Linked DNA regions of Homo sapiens: regions 1, 3, 4 and 5 are each linked to region 2. A link is an interaction called in ENCODE POLR2A ChIA-PET data of the cell type or tissue named here. Cell type or tissue: HepG2. All regions are shown on one strand. Region 1 has its middle 40 kb from the start of MIR5702. Region 2 overlaps IRS1 (insulin receptor substrate 1). Region 3 has its middle 630 kb from the start of MIR5702. Region 4 has its middle 75 kb from the start of MIR5702. Region 5 overlaps LOC646736 (a long non-coding RNA gene).

Region 1 (5,000 bases), 120 kb after region 2:
AAGGCATCTACCAGCATCAGTTTGGTTCTGACTTGGGTTTCTGCCCTGTTCATGGCACAGAGTCCCCACCCCAAACTCTAGTTTTAGTAGATGGCTATCAATTCTCTTGTGCCTAAATTCCTGCCTTGTCAACCTAGCTGCGCTGTTAGCCCCCCAAGAGAGGAGCCCAGCAGGTTCTTGACAGCAGAATTTGTCTTGCCTGTATTTTGTCCACTTTATGCATCTTTGAGTCCAGACCTGTCATGAGCTGTACTCTTTAATCTCAGACACCTTGGCCATTTTTCAGAGTGACTAAATAGTGCCTGCTGCCAGGTCCCTGTTTTCAAGCTCCATGGCCCATCAGGAAAGACCATGATCCCTCTCTGACCTCCCTTGTGATAGCTGTATGCAATATTTCTAGCTGCTGCTTGTCACTGTTTGGTCAGGATGTTCCCTCCACTTAACCATTGCTGCCCCTGAATTCTTTCCTAACACTTACCCCAATTCATGGGCCACCTCAGGGAACATAGCTAGTTCAACTTCCTGGCACCTGTTAAAAAGTTTCTTGAGATGGAGTCTTGCTGTGTTGCCCAGGCTGATCTCAAAATCCTGGGCTCAAAGGATCCTCCTGTCCCAGCCTCCAGAATAGCTGGGATTACAGGCGCATGCCACCGTGCCTGGCTTGCAGGCACCTTTAACCATGCAAGCCCACAGCTATCATTCTTCAATCTGGTCAAGTCATTAGATACAACAAATGTAATCAAACAAAACACATGGAGGAGAAAATAAAATAACTTACTGGTATAAAGAAAAACAGCAGGCTGCAGCTACGTGGCTTCAGAAAAATCTGGTTATAAGGCGTGTCACAGAGCGTATGAGCATGTGTGTGTATGTGTGTGTAACCTGATAGATTTATCTGCAAATACTTTTGTTTTTTAGTTGTTCACTTGGCTTTCTAGGAGAAAAACTTAAGCTTTGCCACCACACTGTCATAGGTCAATGAATATCGATTATTGAATATTGATGCTTACTAAAGAGTAAAGCACGTGCTAAGTACTAGGGATAACAATTCCTATCCTTTCACAGTTGAACTCCTACTATGTGCCAGGCGGTACTCTGGCTCAGGACCCATTCTTGAATGTTTTTACCCAAGATTAACACTGGAGGCTCCCTCTTTTCTAGGAAGTGAGTGGGAGGGCCAGGTCAATTCCTTGAAAAGCTCCAGGCAATGAAAAGGTTACTGTGGCCCTTTCCCATCCTAATACAATTCAAACCCAAATAACACTAAACTAAATAGAAGGAAGTCCAGAAGTCCAGGAAAGTACTGAGTTTTTCCTGTAGTGATTATTTCAATAATTTTCTTAAAATAAATATCTATCAAAATATTTCTATGTCTTCCTCTTCCTCTTTTGTTGTTGTTGTTGTTGCTGTTGTTGTTGTTGTTGTTGTTGTTGCTGCCTCACTTTTGCCAAGGGCTCACACACATTTTCCTGGCTGGTAATTTAGCATATGGTTCATGGAAGCAATAAACAAATAAGCAGGTTTAAATAAATAGTTGCAACATAAACAGCCACACCCTATATTAGAAGTATATTCAGAGTGCCAGGGATGTAAACACTGTTCTGTGTGAACACAGCACTTCCTACCCTCCCTCCTCTATTGCCGTCACATTCATATTCAGGGGTAATTGCTTCCAGATTCAGGGGAAAATGGAATGTACATAAATCATAGCTCTCAGGAAAAATAAGGTAACATATGGCCGCTTAGGTTTTTGTGTGAGATGAAGGAATGAACTCAGAAATATCTGCCTCTATGTTTGAAGTTTTGTGGGTCTTGTTATTGCAACCTTAAGGTGTGAAATGTTTGTACTATGTCTGCAATTAAGAATTAGCATAGCTGCTAACTCAAAAGCTTCCTTTATATGCTGCTTTTTTCTTTCTCACTGAGTTTTAGCTTACACAACTTGTTCAAAGGACAGCATCAAAGGATTGCTTTATCAGTTAGTTTAGGATAATAGACTGGGGTTGAACTCTAGTCAGTAAAAGGAAACTTTTCAGACTTGGAGTTAAAGTTCAATCTGTTATTCTTGGCATATGGCCCAAGAGGGAAATAGAATTCATGGAAGAGACTTGTTTGCTGGACGGCTATATGATCCAACAGTTGTTATGAAAAGATCACAGAATGGAATGATCAAATGAATGTTCACACACTACCGACAGCATGAAAATATTTCACTTTCCTCGCATAACTTCTTTCTTTAAACGCCGTTCTTAGTACTCCTTCAATATAGCGAAATCTCACTCATTGTGAGTGCAAGAATAAATGTCTCCATGTGGGTTCCATTCTGGTGTTCATTAGGTTATAGTGATCAGTAATGTATTTCCATTGGGACTCATGTTTCTGCTTCATGTTGTTGGTGATTACTTGGCACTCAGATTGGATTAGTAATGATTGCTTCTTCTCTGACTTCCAAAGACAAGAAAGAAGTGTCTGGTGTGAAATGATTGGGAGCAGTGGTCAGCTCAGGTAGTGCTGGATGCTCAACCTGGGCCTCATGACCTTGACAGCGGTCTTCCTTGCTATGAAGAGTGGTGCTCTCATAATCTTAGTGCCAAAAAGGAGGGAGTAGGAAGAGGGGTAGAAAGAGAGAGGGAGAGAGGAGAAAGAGGGTAATGGGGTATACAACTTTGTAATGGATGAGCATACTCCTGCTTCATGATCCATGGGCAGTGTCTGCAGATGTTGAAAGGAAGACATCCATGGACACCACCCCACTGCTCCTGAGTGGGGCCATGCTCTCTGTTTCTCAAATGGAGCCCAGACAGCCTGTGCTTGTGTGAGTGTGCTGGGGATGGAAGCTGGTTGGTGTCTGGAGAGTGACACCACTCTGACCTCTGTGATTTCCTTACATCCAGCCACCTTGTCTGGGATCCCCTGACCTCTCTCGGGTTTGTGTCTTCTTATGCCATGCTGGAGAAACCTTCTGGTATCTGGCGGACTCGTGTGACACTTATCCTTCCTAATCTATTATTTACGTATGGTCATCATTTCAAAAGTATTGTCTTACCACTATCACTTCCTCTATCATTTAGTAGGGCTTATGGAGAAAAACTAACAATAAATGTGGCAGTGCAAACACAAATATATCCAGAGATGATAAAATCTATTCATGAGAAGTTAGTAAAAACTACCAATTGAAAGGTAACAAATGTGGTTGAAATCCAATGGCTCAAACATGTAAGACAGTAATAACTAACAGTCCCAGAGAAATGTTCTGAGAGCTTTGCTTATATTAATGCATTTAATCCTCACGATAAGTCTATAAACCTGGTACAATTATTATCTTCATTTTTGTTTTTACAAATGAGAAAACAGAAGCACAGAGATAGGAAGCATTTAGCCCAAGGTTATACAGTTGGTAAGTCCTAGACCTGAATCTGAGCCTGGGCATTCTTGCTCCAAAGTCTATGTGCCTAATACATTTGGGTATAACATGCACAGATCTAAGCATGAAGAGACTGTGCGTGAGAGAAAACCACATAAACTTCAATTTAGAAGGCTCTGCTACAGGTCACATAATTAATTTGAGTCTCAATATCCTCATTACAAATTAGGGATGACATGCTTGCTCACAAAGCCTGTGTTCAAAGAAAGCTTTCATGAGAAAACACTTAAGTCTAGGCCTGGTACAGAATGTGTGTGCAATAATGTTTTCTTCTTTCCTCTTATGTTTGTCTACACAAGTACCCGATGCATCAAATTCAATCTTCAGGTATATTGCTGCACGGCCTAGACAATATTATTAACATCTGCTGTTAGGTGTTAATTTATTGTGGCACATATATACCATGGAATACTATACAGCCATAAAAGAATGAGTTCATGTCCTTTGCAGGAACATGGATGAAGCTGGAAACCTTCATTCTCAGGAAACTAACAAAAGAACAGAAAACCAAACATCGCATGTTCTCATTCATAAGTGTGAGTTGAACAATGAGAACACATGGACACAGGGAGAGGAACACCACACCGGGGACTGTTGTGGGGTGGGGACTAAGGGGAAGTAGAGCATTAGGACAAATACCTAATGCATGCACAGCTTAAAACCTAGATGGCGGGTTGACAGGTGCCGCAAACCACCATTGCACATGTATACCTATGTAACAAACCTGCACGTTCTGCACATGTATCCCAGAACTTAAAGTAAAATACAATAAAATTTTAAAAAGAAAAAAAAATTAAGTGCAGCATACAGAATAATGCCCCCTCCAAAGATATTCACGCCCTAACCCCTAGAACCTGTCATATTTTAGCTTCATGTGGCAAAGGGACTTTGCAGATTACTTTAAAATAGGGATATTATTCTGGAATATTCAATATAATCACATGGACCCTTAAAGGGAAGGGAGAAGAGTCAGAGAGAAATACAGCAGAAGAAGAGGCAAGGGAGAGTCAAGGCATGAGAGGGGGCCTCAGTGCATCGATGCTGGCTTTCAAGATGAAGGAGGCCATGAGCCAGATGGCCTCTTTTGCATTAGTCCTCAGTTTACATCCAGAAAACAAACAGGGACCTCGGTCTTACAGTCACAAGGAACTGAATTTGATCAACAACCTGAGTGAACTTGAAAATGGGTCCTTCCCCAAAGTTTCCCAAAAGGAACACAGTCCTGCTGACACCTTGACTTCAGCCTATAAGACTCTAAGCTGAGGGCTCTCCCTGAGCCACAATATATTATACCTGGACCTTGGATTTACAGAATTTGTGAGATAGTAAATGTTTTAAGCTGCCAAATTTGTGGTAATTTGTTACTGTGACAATAGAAAGTGAATGCAGGTACCTACTTTGTCCCAGGAACTCTGCCAGTTACTGGGAATACAGCTGGGACCTAGACAGACTGATATCCTGATATCTGGGACACAAGCTCACTCGAATGCAGTGTTCGGCAGAGGCCAGTTCTTTCCTGATCCTGCTGGAAGATAGTTCCTAAAGTAATTTTCTTGCCAGTGTGTGCCTCAGTCCC
Region 2 (5,000 bases):
GTGATTGTGCAGTTTGAGATACCTGTGGTGCTGAATTCTTTCCTTTTTCTTTTCAGAATGAAGACCTAAATGACCTCAGCAAATCCTCTTCTAACTCATGGGTACCCAGACTCTAAATATTTCATGATTCACAACTAGGACCTCATATCTTCCTCATCAGTAGATGGTACGATGCATCCATTTCAGTTTGTTTACTTTATCCAATCCTCAGGATTTCATTGACTGAACTGCACGTTCTATATTGTGCCAAGCGAAAAAAAAAAATGCACTGTGACACCAGAATAATGAGTCTGCATAAACTTCATCTTCAACCTTAAGGACTTAGCTGGCCACAGTGAGCTGATGTGCCCACCACCGTGTCATGAGAGAATGGGTTTACTCTCAATGCATTTTCAAGATACATTTCATCTGCTGCTGAAACTGTGTACGACAAAGCATCATTGTAAATTATTTCATACAAAACTGTTCACGTTGGGTGGAGAGAGTATTAAATATTTAACATAGGTTTTGATTTATATGTGTAATTTTTTAAATGAAAATGTAACTTTTCTTACAGCACATCTTTTTTTTGGATGTGGGATGGAGGTATACAATGTTCTGTTGTAAAGAGTGGAGCAAATGCTTAAAACAAGGCTTAAAAGAGTAGAATAGGGTATGATCCTTGTTTTAAGATTGTAATTCAGAAAACATAATATAAGAATCATAGTGCCATAGATGGTTCTCAATTGTATAGTTATATTTGCTGATACTATCTCTTGTCATATAAACCTGATGTTGAGCTGAGTTCCTTATAAGAATTAATCTTAATTTTGTATTTTTTCCTGTAAGACAATAGGCCATGTTAATTAAACTGAAGAAGGATATATTTGGCTGGGTGTTTTCAAATGTCAGCTTAAAATTGGTAATTGAATGGAAGCAAAATTATAAGAAGAGGAAATTAAAGTCTTCCATTGCATGTATTGTAAACAGAAGGAGATGGGTGATTCCTTCAATTCAAAAGCTCTCTTTGGAATGAACAATGTGGGCGTTTGTAAATTCTGGAAATGTCTTTCTATTCATAATAAACTAGATACTGTTGATCTTTTCTTCTGTCCCCTCCCCCCACCACTTCTGTAAGTTTCCTGCTCTATTCCCACCATTTTTTTCTGTGCACACATTATGATATATTTCATTTCCTGCATTGTCTTGAGAAAGATGGTAAGGCAAGTGAGCTGTTGCTAACCAGAAATTAAAATTCCAGTAAGTGTTTTTCATTATGACCAGGGCTATGTGTCACCTTCCCTAAGACTCTTACCTTATCTCATATTTTTTGAGAACTTCCAGTGTTACATTATTTAACTGAATGTAATTGGCCCATTTGCCTTGGTGGGTGCTGGCCTATTAGTGATTAGTTAACAAAACACAGCGTACAGAGAGCACAGAAAAGCTTAATGACCTGCTACTGAAACACCTAGCCAGCAGTGAAAATGTTAATTCTTTTCTTGTTTGGAAAGTATACACGTCTTGGAATTTTTTCCACGTGAAAAACAAATGGCAATGAATGCATTTAAAGATATTGCCGACAGATTTTTAAATCTTTTTACCAGGAAACTTCCTAAAGGTTAAATGAATTAATGCAAATATCAGGCTCCCTCTGAGTCTGTGGGAGCCTCTATCTCTCTATCAGGAATTCGCATCCCTACTATTGGGAGGAGCAACATTTTATTTCTCTGAACGCCTAAGCTCCCTGGGTGGGAGTGGGGACTACAAGGTAGGGGCCAGGGTTGGAGGGCATTGTAGTGGCTGCTGCCTCCTGATGAACTGTTTGGGGACCCCAGCTCTACTCAAAAGGGAGCGGAGATAAATGGAACCCCTCACACTGCTGAGGCCCGTGTTACTGTTCATTCAGCCAGGTGGCATGTACCTCACAGACTGTTGTGCAGTGTCCGTTATTGCAGATTTTAATCATTTGCATGCTCATCAATTTCTAAGATAAATAGGGTCTAGAGTCATAAGAATCCATTGTTTTCAAGGAACTTGCAGAATTACATCATTTCCTATTAGTAGAGAGCACTACCCATTTTGAAAATCTGATATGAAAGTTGTTTTTTACTCTTGTAAAAAAAGACTTTCTTAGTCAAACTAACTTTTCATATTTTCAAGCATTCTGATTCATACTCTTGCTAGTGGAAGAAGAGAGCAAGCTGCCCTGCTCTTTTCCTTTGAGGACTGAAATAGTTAAAGAGAAATCAATGAACAAAGTCACTCCCAACCATTTTCCTGTAAAGCTGGTTATTATTTCTCAAGGAACCTACACTTTGAATATGTGTTACCGAGATACCTCTACATGTGGAATTATCAACATGTTTTGAATGAGAGCAGAAATGAACAGACTGGAAAAATCTATCTCTTGGTTTCTATTTCTCTGACTTTTTGAGTCGAAAAGCATAAAGGTAGAAATTCTTATTTAAGCTGCTTCTAGTGGTGCCTGAGCTGGTTTTGATGGTGGCATCAAACTACCGATTTAAAACTGGAAGTTGCTGGTACTCAAACCAAAAGTTCATACTCTGGCGACACGAAGGGTTTCCTTTGAGCAACGTCAGCTGCTGAGTCCTTGTGTTCAGTTCCCATTGAGGAGAGTTGGCTTTTATCCATTTCAAAGCATTTGTAGGCCAGCCAAGGGCTTTCATTATTGAGGCTTCTAGTGGCCTCTGGTTAACCTAGAAGTTAGTGGGTTTTTCTTGATGACACCAACCTCTCACAGCGTTTTTCCTTAGAGACTTAAGCAGAGTTTTAAAATCCTCTTTTGCGAAAAGAACAAATATGTTTTATGACTTTGATGATATCTTCATTCTGGGCAAAAGAATGGCCCTAGAACCAGCTAGAAGTGAAGAGAATCCATTAATGATCAACCACCTGAGTCAATAATGAGAAATCAGTACTGATGTTACATTTGTGGCTATTTCTTGCTGACTTTCAAAGGTCAAGGACTCTTGACTAATCCAGTGACTGCAAAAATGGATCTACTAAAAGTCATCTAGCCAGAAGTAGAGATTTTTAACCTTTCTTTCCCTGGCTTTTGTCTTCTAGCTATCATTTAAATTTGAGACATTTGAAGTATTAAGAAACAATTTTTCTGTATGGTAAGAAACAGTATTTTACAATACTGAAGCCCTGTTTTATTCAATCTTGCATCTTGAATACAATATACCACAAAGTCGGAAACTTTATATTTATTTACTGCAGGTGGTTAAAAAAAGGGGGGAAAGGGTTTCACCATCCACTGACAACGAGAGCCATGACAAATAGTATCCATGTGCAGTCTTCCAACTGCTGGTGACAATGACCCCATATTTGGTCTCATGCTGCTTTTGCAGAGCACTCTGTAGGTTAGTCCATCACACAAGGAGGCCCTGAATCCAGACACTGTGAATTAAGACCTTGGCGGGGAGAGATGTGACCCTTTTGGTAGGAATGGGAAGAAGAATGGGTGGAAGCCAATATGAAATTTCTTCTTTGCAATGACTTGACAGGGGAGTTAATGTTCCTAGGATGCCATGAATGATGAATGTTAGTTGGAGGTAATGCTGTATATGTGTGTGTGTGTGTGTGTGTGTGTTTGTGTGTGTGTATATATATGTGTGTGTGTATATATATGTGACATGTGTGTGTCTTTGTGTGTGTGTATATATATGTGACGTGTGTGTGGGATGTGTGTGTGTATATATAGATGAATATATACAAATATATAGATATATACACACATATATAGATATATATACACATATATAGATATATATACACACATATATAGATACACATATGTGTGTGTGTGTATATATATATATATATATATATAGATGTATAGGCTTGTGAGAAACTTGAGAGGAAGAAGCATGCTCTTCTAGGAATGTGAGGAAATATGACCTTGCCAAGACTAAAAGACCTCTAGACTGTGAGCTCAGTTATGGAGAACAAAAACAGCTTCATAGTGAGTAGAACACCGAGGATAAACACTGGGGCCATGGGTCCTTTCTGAGGCAGCGCCACAGAAGATCTTTGTGGTCCTTCCGTAGTTCTGTAAGTCTGTCTCCTAAGTATGGGTAGAGAATATGTAGCCTGTTGTGTGTCTCCCACTACTTGTAAACAGAGCATCACATTAGGGGCAGGGAGGAGGTGGAATGATATTGGAGGTGCTTAACCCTACTCGAGGAATTAATTATGAATAAAGAGCTTATAATTAGCTAACATGACTAGAAAACACATGACTTAGGTGGAGAGTTAGCTTTCTTTTCTAGTTTGTGTATGACTTGCCATTTGTGACGTATACACCAAAAGATCTGGTGTTTTAGACTTCTGCCATTCACTTGGCATTTAAATCTCTCTTTGCTTATGCTGTTAACGAGTATGCCATAGGATAGGACAAATTCAGTAAACAGGAAAACTTGTCCATATTTGCATAGACATTTGTAGGGTTTTTTTTTTCTTTTTCTTTTTAGAACTTCACCATTGGCTTAAGAATGTAGTTCCCAAAACAATTTTTTCTTGCAAAGTACTTTCCTTACACCTCTTGGCTACAGGGTGGGCCAAATTAAACATATATGTATTTTCATTTAATGTATGTGCAGTTTGGTTTATCATCTTAAGATGGTGGTGCTGCCCCGGTGCTACTTCATCTGTGTACACAAAGACCAATGCATGGTCTGTATTGCTACCAAAACATTTACTGTATATATGTTTATAACATGTATTATGTATATATGTAATGGGTGCCAGGCCAGGTATATATTTTTTATTTAGAAGTGTTTCACTTTTCCAAGTTTTCTTTATAGTGTTATGCTTATTTTCAATTTTTTTTTTCCTGATTCTGTCTGGTACTTAGAATTGTAGTGTCTTCATCATCAATTAAAGAAAACTGTCTAAATGAATTCATGGATGTAAATATTAGTGGTCCTTAATGTCTTTGATTGCTGGACATGAAACAAACTGCCAATTAAATTTTGCGGAGACATTTGATTGGG
Region 3 (5,000 bases), 700 kb after region 2:
ATTGGACATAACTTAAGAATTGGTCTGAACCAAATATTGTTTTCTATGTAAAATTTACAAGTCCCAAGGTCCATCATAGCATTGAATTTACATATCCAAATAAAATTAAATTTTTGGAGGAGACATTGGACTGATACAAGATATGCTGATCTATGCTTTGGATTTGTCAGTAGGTAGAATATTGACCACGTAAATTCAGTCATCTGTAGTTTTTAATAAAGTTTACTTGAAATGTCAAATAGTTTTAATAAAGTGTTTTCAATATAATTCACCAGTTATTAAATTATCAGACTACTATGGAAAGGAATATATTTAAAAGTGTTACTCAACACACATACACACATATCCTAGCCATAAATGTAAAACAAGTTTTCTTTAGCTTGTCAGTGTGCTGTGGATCTGATAGAGAAAAAATCAGCATAGCAAATGAAGATCGTTTGAACTTCATTTGTGTACATGCAGTGCATTCACTGCCTGGCATTTTTCTTTCTTCTTGACAGAAGCTTTACAGAATAAGAAAAAACGTGGCTTCTTATTAGTCTCTGTTTTTCTCCACTGGAACATGTAATGATAATTCTAAAATTCCTGGTCGCGGTTATACGAATACACCTGCACACAGCTTCTGAGATGTGCTTGCTCTCGCCCTGCTCCATCACCTAGCTGCTCGTGATGCAATTCAGGCTATCCTTAGAAGAAAACCCACTAACAGAGACCACCCCTGGGTGGCAAAACCTGGTGACTCCTGTTAGGATTTGTGGTTCTTTCGGACAGAAAAATGCTCCTTAAACTGAAATCCTCTAGTGTTCAACAAATACAGCTGCACCATCATTTTAGTATTCAGGATGCAAAGTAAGTATCTCCCTAAGCACACAAGTCTATTTGAGGAGCACACATGTACTCATAGACACATTTCTACAGTCATGATCCTCTGCTGCTGCCAGTGTCTCAAGCATCATTCCTTTCCTCTCAGGAGACAAGGGGGACCAGAGAGAGGGAGAGCTGAGATTTCATCCTTTCTCAGTCTTGGTATGCAGGCACAGGCACTATAAGAATGTGGTAGGTTGGCTAAAGCTATTTGTTTGCTAGATTTCTCAGAGTTCAATGAGATCATTTTTGTCATTTTCCCTGTGCTCCCCTGTATTTTCCAAAGATCTGCCAGCTTCCAACAACACTCTCTTTCTTCCCATTGGAAATGGAAACGAGTCCTCTGCAGGAATTTTCCACTTAACAGTTCCCCCTTCCCTAGCTGGGGCCTCAGCGCACCAGCCTGTAATGCTGTATTTCTTTCCACTGCAGTTTGACATTTTTGAGCCAGCACAATGAGTTGTATTCAGTCATTCTAAGTCCCCCTCCTTCTACATTATCTTTTTTTCTTTAATAATGCATACTTTCGAGCAATTTCAGAAAGAGAGCAAAGGCTTTTAAGCAACATTACATTTAATTAGTTATGTCACTGTCATCGAATCACCAGAATCCTTTGAGTCATCCCCGCCACCTTTTCCCCCACCCACACACCTCACCCCATAATTTTCCGGTCTCCCAGCCCCCTTCTCTGTCCTTCTGGTAAGTACATTAAAGACAAACCTCATGGTCCATATACTTTGCTTAAAATTGTTTGCCTTTGCAAATCATTTCCTTTAAATAATATTTACAAACTATATATCATTGCCTGACACGATGATAAGAGGGCACATAGATTGCTTATAATCTCAGCTGTAAACAAGAAACGGGGACGTGAGCTTGGAAATGTGTTCCATGCCCTGTCTGGACGCAGCCGCATTTGCAAACGCGCGCAGCTGAGCCGGAGCTGGGTCGCATCCGCAGCCTCTCTCACAAACACTGCAGCCAGAGACCAAAACGCTCAAGTCCAGGGAGTCTGCAGGGCAATCCCAAGTCCCCGAAGGGGGAAGGGAAGCGGAGGCATTGGGGAAGGGGGGTGTGGGTCAGCAAAAGCTTGCATCCAGAGGAAAACAATGCTCGCCTTCCCGAAAGCAAACGGCAGAACCTGCGAACACAGATGCCTGCGGGATCCGGGCTCCCGTGCGGCCGGGGAGAGGGCGGCGGGTGCAGGGGCAGGGCGGAGCCTCCCCTGTCTGGCCGGGTGGTAGCTTCTCAGACAGCGAGGGCCCAGGGGGTCACGCCAGCACAGTGGAGGGTGTCTCAAAAGGAACTGGGATTCTGCAGAGAGGGGAGGAGGGAGGAAGAGGGGGATTTGTTCAAGCTGGGAGGGTGGGCCTCAGGAAAAAAGAAGAAAAAGAAGAAATAGATTAATGCTTTGCAGGACACCTGGGGTATTTCTTTCAGTGGGTATTACTTCCACTTTTAGGCAGGAACAAGAGCTGGGAGGAAAACAGCAGCAAGGGCTGACAGCTCCAAGGTGATCAAAGGGGACTGCGTGAACGGCTTGCTCTGCCAGCCGTTTATTAGAAAGAGAGGGGTGCTCCTGGGCCACGCTGGCGGGGGAGAGGGATTAAGATCAAATAGAAAGAGATCGGCCTGACTCCTTTATGCAGGAGAAAAATGCGCGCATATATATTTATATATTTATATGTTTACATGTATATTTATATTCAAAGAATGCTGTCCACTACAAGATCCACTCCTTCCCATAGCCCCCCACCCCACCCCCCACACACAGGCGCGCGCTCCTCACACATGTAAAGGAAGGAAATTCCACCCTTTCTTTCCAAATGTTGTTACTTCTGCTTTCTCAGTGCTTGAAATATCACATGATGAATTATCCACTGGGGGACATTTTTATACTGAGGCACCACCCCCCCCCCCCCTTTGGGGAACGCTAACTTTGTGTGAGTCTGATTTACCTCAGAAATAACGTTTAACGCACTCCTGGGATTTGGAAAGAACCTCTCTTTCTATAGATAACAGGGCAAAGTGTTAAAATGCAGGTCACTGGTGCGAGAGATATCCTGTTGTAAAAACGGTGACCTCCAGAAGTTTTGGGAAGGATGGCAGCGGAGCCCTCTACATGTAGAAAGAACACAGATGTTGCTCTCGCAACAAATGCATGAGAATGGTAGGTAGGCAGCTGCCCAGCATATATAATGCAGTTTCTTCCCTTGTGAGATATGATCTTTATACCTAGAGATGCAATAAAGTTATTAAGGGGCCTGAATGGAATGAGAAAGACCTTGTCATATGATAATGACTTTATTTTGTCTAAGCATCAGTTACTCTCTCCTCTCTCTCTCACAAGACTTTTTATCAGCTACAGCTTTACAAGAAAAAAAAAACAGCAGCAACAAGCAAACTAAATTTTACGCAAATTCACAGTTTGAAATCTCCACACCCTAAATCTTACATTTAATCATAAAGTGTTAAATTTTAATGTATTCTTTTAACACAGCACTAGCATTTTGTCAAAGATAGGCATAGCCAGGAAGTTCAGAAGCTTTTCTTACAGTTAGAACAGGTGTGCTTTGTTTTTCCCTTAAGAAGTCTTTAACTTTACTGTTTTCTCCAATATTAGGGAGGTTTTTTAATATCTATTGTTTATTTTTCCAATTATATAAGAAAATATTTTTATCGTAGAATATTTACATAATGTAGGGCTATACACATTAAACAATGAAAATCTTTTATGAAGTCCCACTTTCCCAAATGATTCCCTTCCCCAGAAGTAAATTCATACTTCCCCACAATAGTATTCATCCAACCCTTATAAAATCCATCCAGCCCTTGTAAATATTTTTATATGCATAGATGTATATATGCAATCATATAAATTTTAGAAACCTACAAATTCACTCATACTATATGTTTTATTCTGTGAAGTGATTTTGTTCACTTACTACACCAAAGAGATCTTTTTTAAAAAATCAAGACCTATAAATCTATCTCATTTTTGACGGGTGCATAACGTTTCAGGATTTATTATTACATTATTGATACATAATGAGGGTATTTCCAGCTTTTTGTTATTATAAATAATACTGAAACTGACATTCTTAGGTATACATCTTTGACCATACATGCTAGTAATTTTATAGGCTAGATTGTACTGAAATCCATAAGTGAAAGGATATATGCATTTTAAATTTATGGATACTACCAAAGTTCTCTCACAAAGAGCAAAAACGATTTATATTCCACCAAGTTGTCTGTGACTAGACTATTGTTTTGCACAGTCTCTCAATCACTATTTGTTATCAATTAAAAAATGTTTTGTCAATATTTTGTAAAAAAAAAAAAACTTGTTTTCTCACTTGCCTTTTTAAATTACTACTGAGGTTGAACAAGTCTTACCTACACTGGACATTTGTGTTGTTTGTTTGTTTGTTCTGAGTTGCCTGTTTACGTATTTGCCCCATTTTTTCTTTGGATCTTTCTTTTTCTTCATGATTCTAAGAAATTCTTTACCTATAATGAACACCTTTGTTTCTTTTGCTTAGTGTAAATGTTTCTCTTAGCCTGTTGTTTATCTTTTAACTTGGAATGTGGAAACTTCATCATAGGGACATTTGAATTTTTGTGTAGCCAAATCTGTCAGCAATTTCTTTTATAGACTCCAGGTTGTGTCCTGATTAAAATTTAATAGAGAACATGTACTTATATCTTATATTCCAGATGGCAGATTAGCTGTCTAAAACTGTTTCTATTTCTTTAAGACCATTCTACATTAAAATAAGTGTACACTGTATCAATTAATCAGTAGGGAACTACATTCATTTGTTCTCTTTACCAAAACACTGAGGACATCTTCCCCTGTAGTAAACTAAGACTTTGCCTGTAGATAAACCCCAAAAATGTCTGTGGATTGTGGAGGGAACGAAAAGCATCAAAATAATGGCTTATTAAATGAATTAACCACAGAAATAGAAGACCAAATACTGCATGAGGGAGCTAAACATTGGGTACATATGGACAAAAGGATAGGAACAATAGACACGAGACTACTAAATGAGGGAGATGGGGGCAGGGAGGTAAGGGCTGAAAAACTACTTATTGTATACTACGCTCACTACCTGGGTGACAGAATTATT
Region 4 (5,000 bases), 150 kb after region 2:
GTACCCCTGAACTTAAACTAACAGTTGAAAAAAAATACTTGGTATCTTACTTCGAAATTTTAGAATATTTTAAAAGAGTTCTTAAAAAAGATTTGAATGTTCTGTTAAGTTCCACTGAAACAAAAGAATTATGTTTTCTAGATCAGTTTCTAAATCTACTGGAAATAATCAGATCTATTTTCACACATTTGTAAGCAAATAAACAAATAAAAGCAGAATGATGAAATAACCAGATTTATTAACCTATGTATGTTTGGCCCCCATGGTCTGGATTCTGTTCTTCTGCAGAACTGTTTTCTCCTTGATCATCTAGTGATTTCTGGTGTAGTGGATTTTTTTTTTTCTAACAGATTTGGTTTTAATGAACTCAGGAACAACGAGGATTATTTGGATTAAAGCTTATTTATCTTCTTCTCTAATTATATTTTTAGAAGGGGACATGGGGTCACTAAATGTGTCTTTCCTAATACTACATTATCTCTCTCTTCCAGAATATCTCCTCAATGTGACTTTTTTTTGGGTTGGAGGTGGTGGTGAGGAGGTGGGGCTTGGGAGAAGAGCTCTTACTAAGTGCTTACTTACTCCCTTATTTTCAATGTGTGGGCTACATGCTTCCCTGTGCTGATCCTGCCAAATTCTGTGCAGAGCTCTTTGATCTCTTCTTGCTGCCTTATATGGGTGTGGGAAGGATGAATTAATTAACACTTATAAAGAGCTTTGAAGATGAAAGTGCTTTGTTAGTGCCACCACATTTCTAGGCTTCTCCCTGTCTCTAGATTTTACTATGTCATGGTCCTCCCTACCTTTCACCCCGGGGCAGACACTGTTTGAACTTGTAGGGATAGTTCACTGGACTTCTAAAGAAAGAGGCCTAGGTTTTGCAATGGAGAATGAAATAGTTCCAATGGAAGCATTCTCATTTTCCTGGACTTGCCAAAACATAGCCAGCCCATTTTAGATCAAACTTCTTACTTAACTTTAGATATTTTTTTTTTTTTTTGAGGTGGGGAGCATTGCAGATGTGTAATGGATTTACACTCCAAACCTTTGTATAACCCAGAATCCCTTTTCCACCATGAGAAAATGTTCAAGTCAGTCATTTTCAGTAAAACCTACTCACTGTTCCCACCCTGGCTGAGCAGAACGCTGGCCTCAGTCATTGTCTCCTGAGATCAGCACCTCTTCTCACTGAGGTTCTAGCCATACTTTTCTGTCTCACTGGAATCTCACATCTTTATAATATCTCTGCTCACTTTTTCTTTAAACCACATAGAGAAAATTACTGTGTCAACATTTTTCCAGTTTGAATGCCTATTCTTATACCAACACACTACCCAGACAGTGGATTGATCACTGATGGGCTCTGGAATGTGGATTTGGTTGACACAAAGATATGACCATAGACTCCACCAAAGATTGTCATGTGAGCGTGGCTCCTCTATGACAGAACCATGAAGTCTAATGCCTTTCCCACTCATGCCTGTAAGCGCTGAGACCAGCCTCAAGGCATTAGTGATCTGTCACTGTCCTGATCTGTCACTACTTTTTTGGATTGACCTGAAATAGCTTTTTGTAAGGGGAAGGATGGAGAACCTTTGCGAAAATTGCGAAGACAGGTAGAATCCAAACCAAATGAGGGCTATATTTCTTCATTTTCAGAGACAGTGGTGAAGATTTGTAAATAGATGGTGTGGCCAAATAAAGTATTGCTTTAGTACATTCTACCTTTATGAAAATGACTCCTTAGTTTGGCATTGCTAAGTGAGTGTTCAGATTTGAGATTTTGCCTGTTTTATTTGTTCTAAAATTTTGTTCAAAAAGAAACTACTTTTTTACATCGTTACGTCATCCCTTATACTCCCTTCTGTTTTCTTCCTTGGTTTAAAAAAACTTTATAGAATTATTATTATGATCATTACTATTTACAGAGCACCTGTAACATGCCAGGCATATACTAGATGCTTTTCTTCCAGTATTTCATTTAATTCTCACTACAGTTATCTGAAGTAGATTTGACTAGTTCCATTTTATTAATGGGAAAAATGAAGGCTTAGAAAAGTTACTAATTTGCCCATGGAGCTTGTAAATGGCAAGACTGAGATCTAAACCCAGGCCAGAGTGAATCCAGAGTCCATGCCCAGAGTCCACGCTCCAGCTAATATTCTACCCTCTCAAAGACTATGTTTACTGTAGCAGTAGAAAGTGTATTCTCCTCTGATGCATAAAATGCAGGAAGGACTTTACAATCCACTCCAATGAGTCATCTAGCATAGTGGAAATTCTTCAAGATTTTTCTAGCTGATTTTCTAGTCAGTACACTGAGTACTGGCTGGGGTGATGTTGAAGAAGCTTCTTAACCTCTTTGAGGTTCAATATCTCCACTTCTAAAATGGGGCTAATGATAATACCCAGCACATGGGAATTTTGCTATGTGATTATATACATGCAATGGATGGTGAATGGTGAGTTGCTAAGTCAATGCTGTTAGTAAGCAACTGCGTTATTCTTGATGAGAGATCATGAAACTCTGAACTAAAGACACCTGAAAGGAGGCAACATATATGAGAGAAACTCCTTGGGAAAAGGACGTGAATGAAAGAGAGGACTTCAACATGAAGCATCACTGGGAGGTAGAGGCAATTTAACTGAGGCAAGAATCACAGGACAAGGGACAGGCTTGTCGGGGGGAGGCGGATAAAGACTTCAGTTTGGAACACTTGGGTTTGAGGTGATGGGAGAATTTTTATGTAGATATGCTTACCAGGACTTTGCCAAATAACACACTTCTCCTCAAATTCTTGCTCCAGTTGGCTCTTGGTGAAACTCAACCCAAAACACTGAGTAACCCAATCAATAGCTCTATCTTGCTCTTGAGTGGATAAGATACATGCAAGATTTCACTTGATATTGGTCTGAGCAGTGTTCATTCACTGGCACTAGTAACTCAACCAGCATTAAATCATTCCATAGCTGAGAAGAAGTTTGATCAAAAGGACAGAAGATAGAGTTAAAGATGTGGGTTTAGGTGCCAAAAGCAGAAAGAAGATATTTTGAGATATCAAAGTGGATGAGAATGTCAAGGAGGAGAATACAAAGTCAGAAGCAAATTCTAGTTAGAGAGTCTTGTGAAAGCCTACATGTAAAGAACAGGCATTTAAAGGAAATCCAGAGAAGACAAAAGGCAGAGAAAAACTAGGGAATGAATTTCAGAACAAACAAGGGAGAAGAGTTTCAAGTAAAGGTTGACATCAGTGTTGAGTTCTGCAGGGATGACAAGGATCAAAGGACTGTGAATTTGCAATTACGAGAGTGTTGGAAACGTCTGAGAAAAGAGTTTATGAAGAGTAGTGAGAGCTGAAGCTGCATTTCAAAGGGCTATTGAAATACCGGGGCCAGGGAATGAGCTCTACTCAGTCCAATCTCAAGTGAAATCTTGGGCATATCTTATCCATTCAGGAGCAGGAGGGACCACTTGGTTGGGTTGCTCAGTGTCTTGAGTTGAGTCTCACCAAAAGCTGACTCCGGTCAGGATTTGGTGAGGAGTAGTGTATTTGGGAGGTGATGCCAGGAAGAACCAAGAGAAGAATGGGGACTTGAGGCAGAGAAGGGAAAAAACAATACAGGATGTTAATGATTAAGTTGATATGGGCATTTGGGGCTCATTTCTGCTGGGGACATCTTGGAGACGATATAAAATATGCCTTGGACATGAGCCCTTTGAGCAGTCAGGTAACTGAAAGTGTTTATCCTCCAATTCTTGCTTGTATTGACTAAGGGTTGTTCTCAGAGTGTCAACCCTGGCCCCTCTGACCTAGCCTGTGTCTGCAGAGTGCAAAAAACGAAAAAAACAAAAAACAAAACAAAACAAAAAAACACCACAGATAGGGTTACAAATGCATGCAATACAAAGCTGTTAGTGTTTATGGTGAGTGCAGAGGGAAGTGGCCAGGTTCTGCTATAATTAGGGATGGAAACAAGGAAGGAAGAGACTAAGGAAAGCAAAGGACTGAGAGATTAACATTTACTGAGTGCCGAATATGCACGGGATACTGCATATGTTAGCATGTGTGTGTGTTTCAGCCTCACGTAGTCCTCATGATTTCCATTTGAAGAAACTGAAATTCAGAGAGATTAACTTTGCAATGAGCAACAGAGACCCAGTTCTTTATTAGGTCACCTAAAGATCAAGCTACTCCACCATTCAGCAAGTAAATGTGGGGTGTTAATGTGGGCATAGTCAAAATAGTGGCCTGTGGTGTGTTTGGACAGATCATCTCATCGGAATGGTGCTCTTTGTTTCTGAATTTGTGCTTTCATTCCTTCCCTCATTTGGAAGGAGTAATTAATAGCTTGGTTTTAAAAAGATCCCCTGCAGGTTTACGGGCTGCACATGGAAATCAAAATAACTAAAAGAATAATGAAATTGTGTTAACAAAGGATATTATTATCTCTTCTAATTATTTATGTTGTTAGAAATTTGAACATAAGATTTGCTATGATTATCCTGGAATGCTGAAAATGGAAATTACTTGTCGATGTACTCATCCTGTCCCACTAAGGTGTCCCTCTCTACCCTTTCCTTGTGTTCTTCCTGGAGCTGCATTCGTCCTGTCTACTACCTGGGCTCCAGATTTCTTTCCTACCCAGCATCTGCCTTAAGGTTCTGACTGATAACACTCTGATTAACTTTGTCCTTCCTGGTTGAAACCTGTTTCTCTTCCTACTCATCTTTTCAGACCTTTTGCTTAAAAATCTCTTTCTTTATCTCCTCAATTAATCATGCAGTGGAGGCAGTTGTTGTGTTGCTTCTGGCTTTCTTCTGCCTCCCTTGATACCTCTCTCTTTGGTCCTAACCTTCGGACTCTTGGCACCACCCCAGCTAATCTGATAAAGATCATTCTGGTGAATGCTCTCCATGGGGAAGACTAGAGCAGCAGGGGGCCCTCCAAGCCCCTCCTTCCCAGGCAGAGTCTCTTTGTAAATTGTTGTTTTGTGTTAAT
Region 5 (5,000 bases), 570 kb after region 2:
AGGAACATTTTTATTAGGTGTGTTTCAAGGGAGAAATTAAGTAAAATAAATAAACACTTCTTTGGAGTGCCAGTTTTGGTATATATTAAATTCTGGTATCTATTCTCAGCAAAATACATATCAACAGGTAAGTCAGTACATACCCAAGGGAATATTTCATAGTTTTTCCTGTTTTGAAAATAAGTATTTGGCTGGTCAAAGGGAAACTGAATAAAAGAATTAGAAGGCCCGGCACAGTGGCTCATGCCTGTAATCCCAGCACTTTGGGAGGCTGAGGTGCGTGGATCACTTGAGGTCAGGAGTTCAAGACCAGGCTGGCCAACATGGTGAAACCCTGTCTCTACTAAAAATACAAAAATTAGCCAGATGTGATGACATACACATGTAATCCTAGCTACGGGGGAGGCTGAGGCATGAGAATTGCTTGAACCTGGGAGGTGGATGTTGCAGTGAGCCAAGATCATGCCACTGCACTCCGTGCTGGGCAACTGAGTGAGACCCCATCTCAAAAAACTCAAAAAAGAGTTAAAATAAATCACTGTCTATTGTGCCAAAGAGCTGTTGAAGTCATCATTCTTAGAAGAATAGACAGATGGTATTTCAAGGCTTGATTTATAGCAATCATATTTAATCACAACTTAATGGTCCATAAATATATGTGCTGTTATCAGTGGAACTGTTTCAGAAAACAGACATAATCTTAACTTTCTTTGTAAAGGATCAGCTAGTAAACATGTTAGGCTTTGCAGGTCATACAGTCTTTGTTGTAACTATTCAACTCCGCCACTGTTTTGTGAATGCAGCAATAGGCAATATGCAAATGATTGACCATGACTGTGTTCTAAAAACACTTTATTTATGGACACTGAGAGCTTAATTTCATGTTTCATGCCTTTCATGAAGTGCTATTTTCTTTTAAATTTCGGTTGATTTTTTTTAACCATATTAAAATATAGAAAACATTCTTAGCTCTCACACTAAAATGGGTGGTCTGCCCTTTTGGCTGATTTGGCCCAAGTGCTGTAATTTGCCCACTCCTGTTATCTTAAAGGCAAGTCCAGCCTTCCATGATCCTCAGTCTCTCGGTAAACCAAAAAGTTATTTTCCCATATCTAACTTTTACTTTTTGGTAATCGGTGAATCATTTGAAAATGGTCTATTTATAGTATTAAAATTCAGGTTTAGCTTTCAATTCTACATGTTTGATGACTCAAAAAGAGGTGTTCTTGTTTTCTTTTTAAATATTACCACGAGAAAGTAAATGAGAAGTGTCAGTTGATAAGTGTTTTTTGTTTTTGTTTTTTATGAGATGGATTCTCGCCCTATCGCCCAGGCTGGAGGGCTATGGTGCAATCTCAGCTCACTGCAACCTCCGCCTCCTGGGTTCAAATGATTCTCCTGCCTCAGCCTCCCAAGTAGCTTGGATTACAGGTGCCTGCCACCACACCCAGCTAATTTTTGTATTTTCAGTAGAGATGATGTTTCACCATGTTGGTCAGACTGGTCTCGAACTCTGGACCTCAGGTGATCCACCTGCCTCAGCCTCCCAAAGTGCTGGGATTACAGGGATGAGCCACCATATCCAGCCTGATAAGTTTTTAAATTAGAAAAAAATTTATTTAATAATAGAATCATACTAGAGGATGGGTACCAAGAATTTTCTCTTGTTTTTCCGTGTTTTAGGAATATGCATAAGGAAAAGAATTAACCCAAATATTGAAAGATGTACAAAAATATGAGGGATGTCATGAGGATATTAATTACTAATGTTGGTTGATATGTATTTGAGAAAGGCACAAAACAATGGAAACTTTTTTTTTGCATGAGCTCAAAAGTGGGGTATAATTTTGGCAAGTGTTTGATTGACAAGGGGCTATTTTGTTGATGGCAGCTTCTTTTATTATGATATCAAGAAAATATAGATTAGTGGCATGTTTTGAACAGCATAATCTGCCTTAAATAGGGTCGTTGGGAATAGGTTTACCAACAGAATTTCTCAAATAGGCTTTTCTGTCTCCTGTCTTTCAGCGGGTAGAGAAGGGACTATGTTACAAACTTTAACCTCTAAAGCAATAACTGCAGTGATAAACAAGGGTAGAGTTTAAATTTCAAAAGATTTACTGCTTGGAAAAAAAAGAAACAAAACGAAAACAAATCGCTTTTGAAGCTGACAAACAGACATATCTCCTCCCTAAGTTAAATTTACCTTTGGATTTAAAAACAGAAAATGTCAGGCAAAGCACAACTGAACTTCCAATCAAAGAAGCTATTGTTTTACAAGCTGGGAAGCCTGCATTCTTGACATTCCTCTCTAAAATACACAAGACCCCTGAGACACCTTTTTGCTCCTTCCAACCTTGCATGAATTTTAAATAAAACTGAAATCTCTTTAAAGCATAGGCTTAGGATATTTACATGTAAACAGATAATATTCCAAGATTTATGTCCTGTAGATGCAGGTATGATTGGAAATAAGATTTTTATTTACATTTATACTAGAAATGATAAGAAATGGATCATCATATTTTCCCAGACTAGAAGTTACCCACAATTCCAAAAAAATAAAGAGAAATATGATGTATTGTTAACTTCAGAAAAAGACTGATGATTTGTTTAAGTTCCTTATAGATTCTGGATATTAGACCTTTGTCAGATGCATAGTTTGCAAATATTTTCTCTAATTCTGTAGGTTGTCTGTTTACTCTGTTGATAGTTTCTTTTGTTGTACAGAAGCCCTTTCATTTAATTGGTTCCCATTTGTTGTTTTTTTTGTTTCTGTTGCAACTGCTTTTGGAGACTTTCTCGTGAAATCTTTGCCAAGATCTATGTCCAGAATGGTATTTCCTAGGTTTTCCTCTAGGGTTTTTATTGTTTTTGTTCTTATATTTAAGTCTTTAATACATCTTGGATTGATTTTTTGCATATAGTGAAAGGAAGGGGTACAGTTTTAATCTTCTACATGTGGCTAACCAGTTACCCCAGCATTATTTATTGAATAGGGAGTCTTTTCCCTATTGCTTGCTATTGTTGACTTTCTCAAAAATCAGATGGTTGTAGGTGTGCAGTTTTATTTCTGGGTTCTCTAACCCATTTCATTGGTCTATGTGTCTGTTTTTGTATTAGTACCATGCTGTTTTTGTATTAGTACCATGCTGTTTTGGTACTAATACATGCAGCCTTGTATTACAGTTTAAAGCCAAGTAGGGTGATGCCTCCCGCTTTGATCTTTTTGCTTAGAATTGCTTTGGCTATTCGGGCTCTTTTTAGGTTCCATATGAATTTTAAAATAGATTTTTCTAACTCTGTAAAAAATGATGTTAGTAGTTTGATAGGAATCATATTGAATCTGTACATCACTTTGGGCAATACAGCTATTTTAACAATATTGATTCTTCCTGTCCATAAGCATGGAATGTTTTTCCATCTGTTTGTGTCATCTCTGATTTCTTTCAGCAGCATTTTGTAATTCACATTGTAGGGATCTTTCACCTTGCTGATTAGCTGAATTCCCAGGTATTTTATTCTTTTTGTAGTTATTGTGAATGGGATTACATTCTTGATTTGGCTTGGATGTTACTGCTGTATAGAAATATTACTGATCTTTTACATTGATTTTGTGTCCTGAAACTTTACTGAAGTTTATCAGTCTGCAGGAGCCTTTGGGCAGAGACTATGGGGTTTTCTAGGTATAGAATCATATCATATGTGAAGAGAGATAGTTTGGCTTCCTCTTTTCCTATTTGGATACCTTTTATCTCTTTCTCTTGCCTGATTACTCTGACTAGGACTTTCAGTACTATGTTAAGTAGGAGTGGTGACAGTGGGCATTGTTATTCTTGTTGTAGTGCTCAAGGAGAATGCGTCCAGCTTTTGCCTGTTCAGTATGATGTTGGCTGTGCATTTGTCATAGACAGCTCTTATTATTCTGAAGTATGTTCCTTCAATGCCCAGTCTGTTGAAGGTTTTTAACATGAAGGGATGTTGAGTTTTATTAAAAGCCTTTTCTCAGAGAACTTAAAGCAGAATAACCATTCAATCCAGCAATCCCATTACCCAAAGGAATATAAATTACTCTACCAAAAAGACACATGCATTTATATGTTCATCACAGCACTATTCACAGTAGCAAAGACATGGAATCAACCAAGATGCCCAACAACAGTGAACTGGGTAAAGAAAATGTGGTTCACAGTCATAAAAAAAAGAGGAAAATCAGTCCTTTGCAGCAACATGGATGCAGCCGGAGGTCATTATCCTAAGTGAATTATCGCTGGAATGGAAAACCAATGCATATTCTCTCTTACAAGTGAGAGCTACACATTGAGTGCACATGGACACAAAGAGAGGAATGAGAGATACCAGGGTCTACTTGAGGGTAGAGGCTAAGGGGAGTCTGAGAGTCAAAAAACTGCCTGTCAGTTACTGTGTTCACAACATGAGTGATGAAATAATTTGTATACCAAACCTCAGCAACATGCAATTTACCCATGCAACAAACCTACACACATACCCCCCTGAACCAAAAAGTTGAAAAAGAAAAAAATAAATTGTATAAAAATGGAATATGGCAATTGTAAATAAGTGGTACTGCAAAAAGCAATAGAAATTAGAAAGGAATCAATGTGGACTGTGCATTTAAATAAAACATAGCTGAAGCAATGGGTTTGAGCCAGACCAGATGGGTAGGCAGGGTTTATATTGCAAGGGAATGAACTGAGGAGGCTTTCTGGACAAGAACAAACCTGGGAATGAACACTAGGAACTGACTGGGGATCTGGGATAAAGCAAACTAAACACAGAAGAAGTTTTGTACAGCTGAGAAAAAAGACAAAAATCAGTATAAGCTTCATTAGGAATGTATAGGATTCGTGGAGTGTAACCATAATGCCACTTAATTTTGTATTCTGTCTCTTTAAAATTCATTGAAGGGATTTCTTTCTCTGCCTGAGCTATATCTTGGGGCATGAGATGACTATGCAAATAAGTACCATGGATTCTTA

What was found. Peaks named below come from ENCODE experiments on the same cell type or tissue, not always from the same donor. Only the 100,000 strongest peaks of a DNase experiment are listed, where the experiment ranks them.
Region 1: POLR2A ChIA-PET joins it to region 2 with 9 read pairs; 2 of 35 experiments call an interaction of 5 or more read pairs at or near these places.
Region 3: POLR2A ChIA-PET joins it to region 2 with 5 read pairs; 1 of 35 experiments calls an interaction of 5 or more read pairs at or near these places.
Region 4: POLR2A ChIA-PET joins it to region 2 with 6 read pairs; 1 of 35 experiments calls an interaction of 5 or more read pairs at or near these places.
Region 5: POLR2A ChIA-PET joins it to region 2 with 8 read pairs; 1 of 35 experiments calls an interaction of 5 or more read pairs at or near these places.

The regions. Positions count from the first base shown.
Region 1 is chr2:226,615,994-226,620,993 of GRCh38, reverse strand. No RefSeq gene overlaps it. Among named protein-coding and RNA genes, the nearest start is that of MIR5702, 40 kb to the left of the region's middle. In HepG2, no CTCF peak of the experiment used is centred here; DNase peaks (open chromatin) are centred at 1,663 and 2,033.
Region 2 is chr2:226,731,307-226,736,306 of GRCh38, reverse strand. It overlaps IRS1 (insulin receptor substrate 1), which reads left to right. Exons shown (of 2, transcript NM_005544.3): 2 at 57-4,995. Among named protein-coding and RNA genes, the nearest start is that of IRS1, 66 kb to the left of the region's middle. In HepG2, no CTCF peak of the experiment used is centred here; DNase peaks (open chromatin) are centred at 2,936 and 3,286; H3K4me3 peaks cover 814 bases.
Region 3 is chr2:226,028,280-226,033,279 of GRCh38, reverse strand. No RefSeq gene overlaps it. Among named protein-coding and RNA genes, the nearest start is that of MIR5702, 630 kb to the left of the region's middle. In HepG2, no CTCF peak of the experiment used is centred here; DNase peaks (open chromatin) are centred at 1,209 and 1,879; H3K4me3 peaks cover 1,954 bases.
Region 4 is chr2:226,581,103-226,586,102 of GRCh38, reverse strand. No RefSeq gene overlaps it. Among named protein-coding and RNA genes, the nearest start is that of MIR5702, 75 kb to the left of the region's middle. In HepG2, no CTCF peak of the experiment used is centred here; DNase peaks (open chromatin) are centred at 812, 1,392, 2,202 and 4,882.
Region 5 is chr2:226,157,272-226,162,271 of GRCh38, reverse strand. All of the region lies in intron 2 of LOC646736 (a long non-coding RNA gene), which reads right to left. Among named protein-coding and RNA genes, the nearest start is that of MIR5702, 500 kb to the left of the region's middle. RefSeq lists an enhancer at 2,045-2,339. In HepG2, no CTCF peak of the experiment used is centred here; a DNase peak (open chromatin) is centred at 2,231; H3K4me3 peaks cover 407 bases.